Regions from separate parts of the Homo sapiens genome. Here region 1 is linked to region 2. A link is a loop called in an ENCODE intact Hi-C map of the cell type or tissue named here. Cell type or tissue: MCF 10A. All regions are shown on one strand. Links, peaks and the distances in the headings refer to the core of each region. The heading gives the core; the rest is flanking DNA.

Evidence for each region. A loop is a pair of places that touch in the nucleus more often than their neighbours do. Peaks named below come from ENCODE experiments on the same cell type or tissue, not always from the same donor. Only the 100,000 strongest peaks of a DNase experiment are listed, where the experiment ranks them.
Region 1: a loop joins it to region 2, with 11 times the contacts of the local background. A loop is called at or near these places in 1 of 110 quality-filtered maps.

What each region holds. Positions count from the first base shown.
Region 1 is chr19:43,145,414-43,150,791 of GRCh38, reverse strand. No RefSeq gene overlaps it. Among named protein-coding and RNA genes, the nearest start is that of PSG11-AS1, 6.7 kb to the left of the region's middle. In MCF 10A, for the core only: no CTCF peak of the experiment used is centred there; DNase peaks (open chromatin) are centred at 761 and 2,391.
Region 2 is chr19:43,198,203-43,203,580 of GRCh38, reverse strand. It overlaps PSG4 (pregnancy specific beta-1-glycoprotein 4), which reads left to right. Exons shown (of 6, transcript NM_002780.5): 3 at 5,306-5,378. Among named protein-coding and RNA genes, the nearest start is that of PSG4, 4.7 kb to the left of the region's middle. In MCF 10A, for the core only: no CTCF peak of the experiment used is centred there; no DNase peak of the experiment used is centred there.

The DNA of each region.
Region 1 (5,378 bases), core at 66-5,065, 53 kb after region 2:
CAGCTGTTTTATGCAAAACAATAGGAATTATTGCAAATTATGGTAAAATATATATAACATAGAATTCAACATTTTGACCACTTTTTTTCTTTTCTTTTCTTTCTTTTTTTTTTTTTTTTTTGAGAAGGGGCCTCGTTCTGTCACCCAGCCTGGAATGCAATGGGGTGATCTCAGCTCACTGCAACCTTCACCTCCTGGGTTCAACCGATTCTCCTGTTTCAGCCTCCTGAGTAGCTGGGACTACAGGTGCATGCCACCACACCCGGCTAATTTTTTCTATTTTTAGTAGAGAGGGGATTTCATCATGTTAGCCAGGATGGTCTCGATCTCCTGACCTCGTGATCTGCCTGCCTCGACCTCCCAAAGTGCTGGGATTAGACGTGAGCCACCTCGCCTGGCCCATTTTAACCACTTTTAAGTGTACATCCAGTGGCAGGAAGTACATTTAGGTTGTTGTTCAACCACCACCACTGTCCATCCCCACCCAGAACTTTTTCATATTCCCCAACTGGAATTCTGTACCCATTAAACACCAACTCCTCTTTCTCCCTCCCTCCAGCCACTGACAACCACCTTTTCATTTTCTGTCTATGCATTTCATGACGTTAGGCACCTCTGTTAAGTGGAATCATGCAATATTTGTCTTTTTGAGTCTGGTTATTTCACTTAGCAGAAAGAGCTCAAGACTTATTCACGTTGAAGCACGCATCAGAACCACCCTTCCTGTTATGGCTGAATCCCATTCGTTTGTATGTATAGACCACGTTTTGTTTATTCATTCACAGATGGATGGACACTGGGCTTGTTTCCAACTTTTAGCTATTGTGAATAATGCTGCTATGAACAAAGACATGCAAATATCTGCTGGGGCCCCTGCTTTCCATTCTTTTTGGAATACACCAGAAGCCGAATTGCTGCATCTTGTGGTAAGTCTATGATTAATTTTTTGAGAAACGACCACAGTGGTTGCACCATATTACATACCCACAAACACTACACAAGCGTTCCAATTCCTCTTCGCCAACACTTTTCTTTTCTGTTTTTCTCTTCTTTTTTGAGAACAACCATTGTAATGGATGTAAGGTGGTATCTCACTGTAGTTGTGATTTTTATTTTCCTAATGATTAGTGATGTTGAGCATGTTTTCATGTGCTTATTGGCCATTTGTAAATTAATTTTACATTTCCTCCTTTGTAATGTAAGAGGTAGCACACCGTGCATTGTTCTGCTTCTTGTTTTTCTCACTGTGTGGTGTATCTTGGAAACCTTTCCCGGTGCACAGACAGAAGGATACCTCATTCTTTGCCACAGCTGCCCAGTATCCATGATGAGGATCATGGCTCATGACCTAGTTCCCTACGGATAAACATCAGGGTCGTTCCTGGTCTGTGGCCATCACCAACACTGCCGTGACTAGTCTAGAATGGGTGCCATTTCATGCATTTGCAATTCCCAGAAGTACACTGGTTAGTCAGCAGGTGAGTGCATTGGTGAGAGGATGTGACTCCAGTCTCAGGAAATATGGAAACCTTCTTCCCTTTCTAGCTCCAGCACCCCCAGTCTGGACAGCATATGGAAAGCACACATGATCATTTGAAAATCACAAAATAACTCTAAATTTCTGCACAAGTAGGTCATCTACCACTTGTCATTCTAATCCCACACTAGGCACTTTAAGAACATGTGCCCCTGGGATTTTGCTATACCCTTTTCTTATGTTGGTACCCACCTTGTGGTGACTGAGGGTACTCTTAATATCCCCAAGTCTGAGGAAACTGAGGCACAATTCGATTATCCACTTATGAAGTGGTGAAGCTGTGAATTAAACTTATAAGACATATCCACTTCACACTCCAGAAAACTTCATCATTCCCAACATTATTGTCTTCCACCATTGGGAAAGAAATACTTTTCTTGGTAATTAGAGGAGAAAAGGTGTTTGGTGTTACATTGTCACTTTCTTGGTGTAGACCAGATACTTGCGGGTCTTTCCTAGGGCCAGTGAGTCCTAACATGTTTGAACATCTACCCATGCTATTTAAGGCAGCACACCAAACACATTCCTGCTTCAACTGCAGTATCTGTTTCATCAAGAAGAGTATTTTCCTTAAACAAGTTTGAGGTGCCTACTACTTGGGGAAATACTAAGCCTTTGGTATGCTTCTGCTCATCTAGGCATGATAGGGCTCCCTCATTACTTTGGTCTTCAGTTTTCTGAATCTGCTTCTGGAAAACACTGCAAAATGTCATTTTTGGGAACTTCTGCTTTGCAAATACTTTTCATGCCTATGTGATGTGCTGTTATTCTCTCTCATTTCCTTGCTGACATACAGTCATGTTTATGAAGGAAGTTATGAGCCAGTTAAGACTGGAGCTGAGTCAGCTAGATTTGCATGCATTTTCAGCCCCAGTGCAGGCTCCTACAAGTCATCACATGTCTAGTCTCAAAGTACTTGTAGAATAGCATCTGATTATTATTAAGTAGATTTTTTAAGGCCTCTCGAGGATAAAGATCTGAGGTGTTATATCCATTGCTTTCCTCCCTCACACTGTTTTTGACTTTTAATTCTTCCCTTTATCCACTTTAATTTCTAGTCTCCCACTGCTAATTCTCCATATGACCCATCCCCACCACCACCACCCTCAACAGCCACCAGTGAGAATTCTTACTACCTGAACTTTACTGTGACAAAAATCAACCTTGGAACTGTGGGCTAAATAGTTCCAAGAGTCCTGATGAAGTTCTCAGATGCAGGCAAAGCTAGGTCTCCTGATACCCTGTCTTAGTCAGTTTTGCATTGCTATAAAGGAATACCTGAGTGAGGCTGGATAATTTATAAAGAAAAGGTTTATTTGGCTCACAGTTCTGCAGGCTGTACAAGAAGCATTGCACCAGCATCTGCTTCTGGTGAGGCCTCAGGGAGCTTCCACTCATGGTGGAATGGGAAGGGGAGCTGTTGTGTGCACAGATGACATGGTGAGAGAAGCAGCAAGAGAAAGAGGAGAGGAAGGTGCCAGGCTCTTTCTAACAATCAGCTCTTGCAGGATTGAATAGAGAACCCACTCATTACCATGAGGGCAGCACCAAGCCATTCATGAGGGATCTGCCCCCATGACCCAAACACTCCCCGTAAATCCCCATCTCCAACATTGGGGATCAAATATCAACGTGGGGTTTACATTTTCCTGCAAACTCATGTGCTGTGCACTCCCTCATGTCATCTATGAATGATCACCTGCCCCAGGACTTCGTTGAAGGAAAAGCTCAAATCATATTCTAAGAGTTCTGGGGGTAAAAAAGCAAAAAACTAACTCTACTGACTCCCTTGTTTGTCTCCCAGTGTTTATGGAGGGTGACCGGTGTTCACAGCCCTCTGCCAGGCATGGCAGATACAGAGGTCAAGGAGATAGACATAGCTCTGCCCCCGTGGAACTTGTAATATAGTTGGGGAGACATATGAAACCATTGCTCACGTGAAGGTCTGATTGCCAATTATTACACAGGCTAGCAAGGGAAAGAACAGAGTCAATGACAGAACGGCTCTGGGCACCTAACTTAATTCAGGTCTTGTAAGGCCAAGGAGTGGGCCTCACTACAGAAATGGCGTGGAAGGTGAAATCAGGAAGGAGTAGAAGTCCAGTTTCTGAAAAGTTAGAACACAGATTCATCATATAACTCAGCAATTCTACTCTTTCATGTCTACCCACCCCCCAAAAAATGAAAACATATGTCCACCCAGAAACTTGTACATGCATGTTCACAGCAGCTCTATTGATAATAAAAGGAGGAAATGACAAGAAACTACCAAAAGAGAACAATGTGAAGGGCTGGGTGGAAGTTGGTTCTTCAATGAAATCTCACAAATTCCAGTGTTTCTAGTACTTCTTACCAACACTTACATGTATTCACCCTAATTAGCTCATGTGAAAAGGATCTTCCTGTATTTCTAACGAGCATAATTTGGAGAGTAGATAGATCTCAGGTAAGGATTTTGGAGCATGACAAATGAATTACTGGACTCAGTCCATTTTCTAACTTAACATCACTCGCTTACTTAGCAGTACGTGATGTTGGTGAGAAGAACCAGCAGAGGACACAGGAATTAGAAGAAGAGCTCACATCTGTCCATGATTTCTATTGCATTTCAGTTTATGTGGTCATTGGAGACTCAGTTTGTGAAGGTAAGCCAATCCTTGCTTTGAGGAAAATATACATCTTTAGGGGAAGATGGGTCTTACCAGATGAAAAGATAATAAATGAAAAGAGGGAGAAGGGAATGCATGGTGGCCCTGAGAAGCCAGAGAAGACAATTACATGAACATGGACGTCAACCACCGAATGTTGTGTAGGTCAAAAAAGAAAAGCAAAGGACTGGAGACCAAGCAGAAGGGCTCACACCCCTACCAGCTACTCAGGAAGATGAGGGTGAAGGATCTTTTGAGCCCAGCAGTTTGAGACCAACCTGGGCAACAGAGTGAGACCCCTGTCTCAAAAAAAAAAAAAAAAAAAAAAAAAAAAGAGAGTGAGAGACTGGGAAGTAGAAGCTGAGATGATATGAGGGTCACCTGTGGCTTGGACAGGATTAATGCAGGGACCATTGGAGATCAGAGACAAACTGGAGAAGGCTGCACTGAAGAAGTGCAGATCATGAATGTAGAAAGCTTGAGAAGTTTTTCCAATCAGGAAAGCCAAGACGTGGGGCTGTCACTACAGGGCAAAACAGAGCCTGCAGGGAGTCATGCAAAAGTATTTGTCTCTTTTGAAGTTTGGTGTGACATGAGGGATTCAAAGAGAGTTGACAGAGGAGGGGAAGCTTTTAAACTCCAGATGATGAAAAAGCTCAGAAAGGAATCTTAACGTTCTTCCAAAGGGGATGAGATGGACAGAGTTTAAATTTCTCTTTCAAAAAATGATGCCTTCGAGGGAACAATAAGAGGAGAGCAGGCTAAGAGTTCAGCCAGGTGGATGAAAAGCATGGTTTTTTCAGTTAAATTTGTGTAGTCCTGCAAGTGTAACACAGACAGATAATTCCAGAGCTCCTGGGTCACCATTCCCTCTATCTTCTCAGACCCCACTCAGCAGAAGAGATGTTTGTTTATGGCTCCACCCAGGAAGTAACTGCAAGCTCCTATGACTTCAGCATCTGAAAAGTACTTCAGATCCAAACTCTGGCTTCCTGCCCTGAACGGAGTTCATCCCCACTCCCCTGTCACCCTGCATAAGATTTCAGGGTGACATTGTCAGATGTGGTCATTAATCTCCTTTTAAAAATGCAAATCACCTCAGAACATGACTCTGCTCATCACCTGTTTAATCAGATCGCTTCCTTCTCATTTGTAGTTGAGAAGTGCTTGGAAGACGGAAGCAGGGAAGAGGG
Region 2 (5,378 bases), core at 144-5,143:
AGACCCTGGAGAACTGAGTAGGGCTGGCCTGAGGGGCCCCCTGAGATACTCTCAGAGCAGCTCAGCCCTAGAAGCCTCAACCCCAGACCTCTGTCCCTAAATCCTTGCTCCAGATAAAGCTGAGGAGCCTGTGCCAGTGCTGGGTTGTTCCTTCTTGGGCAGGCCTTACTGGGACCAAGAATTTACCAGCTGTCAGAGGACTGTGTCTCCTGGAGCTGTTCACCAGCCAGGGCTCAGCCCTCAGAGCCTCATCTGGGCAAGGACAGAGCTTTCTTCACCTGACACTCAGAGTGGAGAGGATAGAAAGACAAGCTTTGTAGGACATCGGCTTAGGAGAGTCCATAGAAAGTCTAATGTCCCCAGAAGCAGAAACAGAAGGAGAAGATGTACCTGGTAGCAGATTGTCCACAGGGATCTGATGTAAAGGTGTTTTCTCATGGAAGCAAATTAATAATAAATGCTGTTTGTGTGAAACCTCCACTGTGCCAAGCATTAGGTCAGGTGACTGTGAATCATTTAACATTTATTCACAGATAGCATGAAAAGCCACAGTCCATTTGCCATTTAGCTTATTTGATTGAGAGAAAACTGAGGCACAGGAAGGCACAGTCACTGAACCAGAGTCACACCAACACAAAGGGGAGATCGGGGTCACATGAGGTCTGTCTGCAGCCACAGGCCCTTCCTCTCCTCCACCAGAAGTGAGGGCTTACTGGGTTCCAAGCACCCCATAGTCATTTATTGGCTCAAATCCTCTCTTTTTAGGCATCCAAACCTCAGAGGAGTGAGAGCAAATGGTCAGCTGATTAGTCTGCACTCCAGAACTAAATCACCTGCCTCAACCATCAGAGTCAGTGCAAAAAATATGTCCAGGCCTCCCCCTCAGATCTTAACCCCCATCACTGAACTTGAAATCCTGTGTTTCCCAAAGTGCCCATGTCACTGTCATGAGAAGATCAAGGAGAGGACCTTGTTTTCTTTCCCCACTCACACCCTGCACCAGCACAGGCCCAGCGAGAGACACACACTCAGGAGCTCTCACATAACAAATGAAGGAATGGAATGAAGAAATGAATGATCCAAAACCTCTTTAGAGACTGGATGTTGGATGCAGAATCATAGGAGGTTCTAGCCACACCTGTCCCTTGTCCTTCAGAGGCTGACACCCACGTTTCATCCCCCCACTACCTCTTGCCCCTAAAGCCACCCCACCTCATGTAACTCTGAAGCTCTTTGGCCACCAGAGGGTTCTCTGGGCTCCTTGGTCCTGGACTGTGGAACTGGGGCACCTGGTCCCTGGGGTCTCTGAAGTCAGTGTAACCCTCACTGCTCACTGCCATGGTGTCTCTGCCTCTCTCTTCTTCTCTGTGTCCCTCATCTTCCTCCCACTTCATTCTGACTGGCAAGCCCTGTCCTGCACAGCTTCTTCCCCCACCCCTAGGCCTTCCCCAGACACTCCCTCTGACTAGTCTGGCTGTTCAGTTCCTTTCCCGCTAACACTGTGGCCTGGCCCACCTCCCAGGAAATAGGAAAGGTGCAGAAATCACCTGGAGTTGCCACTCCTGCCAGGCTTCATCTCGAGCCAATGTCCCCAGGTCACTAAGAGAATGAGCTTCTACTGTATTCCCTTCAAGGGCTCTTTCCCTTTGTGAGGCTGACCTGTGGACAAGACAATGGGACAGGGATAGGCAGTTCCTCCATCCACTCATAATTGCCAGACAAGTTCTTCTGGCCTTCTGCACACACACACACACACACACAAAATTATTGAAATGTTGGTTTCTAGTCAAGAAAGATTTTAACGACTCCAAGTCTGCCAAACAGGAGGCTGGAGGTTGATTAGTACTCAAATCAGCCTCCCCAGTGGAGCAGGGGTTAGAGATTTTCAAGGACAGTTTCAGGGTCACAGGACTAAAAATTGAGTACTGCTCATTTTTTGGTGATTGTTTGGTGATGGAATCATGCGGGCGGAGGGAAATGATCTGTTTGTGCTTGAATCTGCCTCTAGGTAGGGACCACATGACTGGCTGAGCCATTAGTCATAGGTATGAATGAGGTCAGCCGGTTGCCAGAATGCAAAAGAATGAGAAACATCTCAAAAGACCAGTCTCGCGTTCTACAATAGTGATGTTATCTATAGGAGCAATTAGTTACAAATTTTGTAAACTCTTGCCAAATGACACTGGAGCAGTCAGGGATTACATAAACTGTGCCTACATTTTAGCAGAATTCGGTTCCCTCCTATAATCTTAATCTCATGGTCTTTCACTAGTTTGACAAAGGCCGTCCCTGGGCAAAGTAAGGGTGTTAGTTTTATGGAGGAACTATTATCATTCCTGCTTCAAAGTCAAACCATAAACTAAATTCCTCCCAAGGTTAGCCTGGCCTATGCCCAGGAACGAGTGAGGACAGCCAGCCTGAGACTAGATGCCAGATGGACTCAGACATGCTAGTTTGCTGTCACTGCTGTAATCTTTGCACTGACTCACCAGGGTGTCAGAGGCTGGACAGGCCTGCAGTCCCCAAAGCACATGGACTCATTTCTCCTGTATCACTTGGGACTCCATCCTCAACCTGCTATGCAGCTCACATTCTCCTGTCACTTCCTAGAGACTTCTGGCTTCCTGTCAGGCATATAACAAGCTTAAAATTTGTGACTCCGTTCTAACACTAAGTAAAAAGTCAACAACTCATTAAAATCCCTCAGAGAAGGCTGTGCTCAGTGGCTCACGCCTATAATCCCAGGACTTTGGGAGGCCGAGGCAGGCACAAGGTCAGGAGATGGAGACCATCCTGGCTAACATGGTGAAACCCCGTCTCTACTAAAAATACAAAAAATTAGCCGGGCTTGGTGGCGGATGCCTGTAGTCCCAGCTACTTGGGAGGCTGAGGCAGGAGAATGGCATGAACCCAGGAGGTGGAGCTTGCAGTGAGCTGAGATCATGCCACTGCACTCCAGCCTGGGCAACAGAGCGAGACTCTGTCTCAGAAAAAAAATGCTGTTAGAGAAATGAAGAATGCTTTTGATGCTTACTGGTAGACTGCACACAGCTGAGGAAGGAACCCCCAGCTTGAGGATGTGTCAATAGAAACTTCCAAAACTGAAACAGGAAAGTTCAAAAAGGGTGGGGAAAAAAAAGTGGAACAACATATTCGCCTTCATATTTAATATTTTTTTTGACAATAGCAATTTTTAAATTTTGTAGTTGTGGGACAACTACAAAGGCTGTAACATACACATAATGGGAATACTGGTGGTGTTGCGGACCAGTTGGAGGTGACCAGGTGGGTGCTATCTGATGGTTTTACTGCCTGTGCCACATACAACTGTTTCCTCATGATGATGCCATTTTCATAAGTTGGATTTCTTCACGTGGGCAGACACACGAGCCATTGGCATCTCACTTAGACTCTTCCTATTTCACACAAACTTAAACTTTAGTGGTATTTCCTGAGCTTAACAGAAAATGAAGAAAGCATTCCACATACCTGTTTTGGGGTCCTCCCCATTTTTCCTAACTCTGCACAGAAATTAGAAGCAGGGAGTTCTTTCTATATTTACTAACATAACACACATCACTTCTTTTAATTTGGCATCCTTCCTCCCTTTATGTAATTGACGCACTGACCAGTTCTGTCCTTTTAATGGGACTCTCTCTACTTAAGGAGCTGCTAATTTCCAATCACCTTTGGCATCTTTCTTTGAGCATAATGTGATCCTGCTGGAATTCACGGCACACCTAAACCTTATTTTGGTCTCAAGAGAAATACTACTACCAGCAATTGATCTTCGATGTCTGGATCATCAGTAAAAGTTTCCACTTATGAAAACATTTTAATGTTTCCTCCAAATTTTTTTTTGTTACTAGAGTCAGAACACAACATGAGGTCTAAATTCCTGACAACTTTTTACGGGAAAATTACAGTATTACAAATTGAGCATCCCAAATCCAGAAATCCACAATCTGAAATGCTCAAAACTCAACCCTTCTGACCACTGATGTGATGCTAAAAAGAAGTGCTCACTGGCGCATTGTGGATTTTAAATTTTTCAGATTTGGGATGCTAAACCAGTACATGTACTGCAAATATTCCAAAATAAAAAAATTAGAAATCGAAAACACTTTGTTTTAACCTTTCTGCATAAGGAGCACTTTATCTGTATGAACTATAGGCATGAAGCTGTACAGGAGATCTCTAGAACCTCCTCATCCTGCATAACTGAAAATGCACAACCATGGAACAACACCCTATTCCCCTGATCCCAACTCCTGCAAACTACTATTCTACTCTCTGATTCACTCTGGAATCCACTTATATGAGGTACATAGAGTAGTCAAACTCAGAATCAGAGAGTAGAATGTCTAATGAGAGAAAGTATCTGCAAGACTTCTTCCCAAATATTGGTCTAATATCCACCAAACGCATATGGTCCATGAGGGCCAGACTTCCATCATCTGTTCATGTTCGCCCTTTCCACCAGTCAGTTCTGCATTTGCAAACATCCACATGTATTTCTAGAAAGATCCACATGGTCCTCACCTGCCCTCTACAGGGGGAAGCGAGCATCATGGACCCAGAACACGGAACATGGTCTTGGTCCAAAGCTATCAGCTCTTGCCTGTCCCCTTCACTCTTTGTAGGTCATTCCTTGGACTCTGCTCTATCTTTAGAGGTCACTGGCTCAAGTCAGTCACCATGAGACACCTGGGAAAACTGCGCCACCTTGTGGCTCCACTGCCTGATGACTGAACTGACCTCCAGGCTTGACTCTGGTCTCCCCTGTGTTATTTATGCTGAAGTACCCAGTCCCAGGTCAGGCTTTCCAGTACCCAAAGGGTTTAAGGACAATGGGAAGTTCCATCATCCATCTCTAGGATGTCCTTGGAAAGGGAAGCTGCAGAGAAAACATACCTCGGGGGGCAAAGTAAGACTGAAACTAAGAAGATTCCAGCACTGCATGCTCCAAGTGAGGACCACAAGGTGGGTCAGGCAGGCAGTTGGAGACGGAGGAACTCAGAGAGGCATCGGGTCTGTGACTGCTGGTCCTGTGTCTTTCCATGACCCAATGCTGCTGCTCAATTCACACCTAAGAAAGTCTGTGCTTCTCCCACATAAAGCAGGCAGCCTCACAATCTCTGAGCTCTCAGATTGCCATGCATCTGTCTTTAACACACACATCTTCCATGGGCTTTTAAGGACTTGGGTGGGCTGAGAGGTGGGAAATGCCAACTCTGATTGAAAAATGCCTTTGGAAGAATCAAAGATGCCACACAGGGCAAACCTCTCTCTGTTTTCTGCACAGTGGAGACTCCCAAGCCCTCCATCTCCAGCAGCAACTTAAATCCCAGGGAGGCCATGGAGGCTGTGATCTTAAC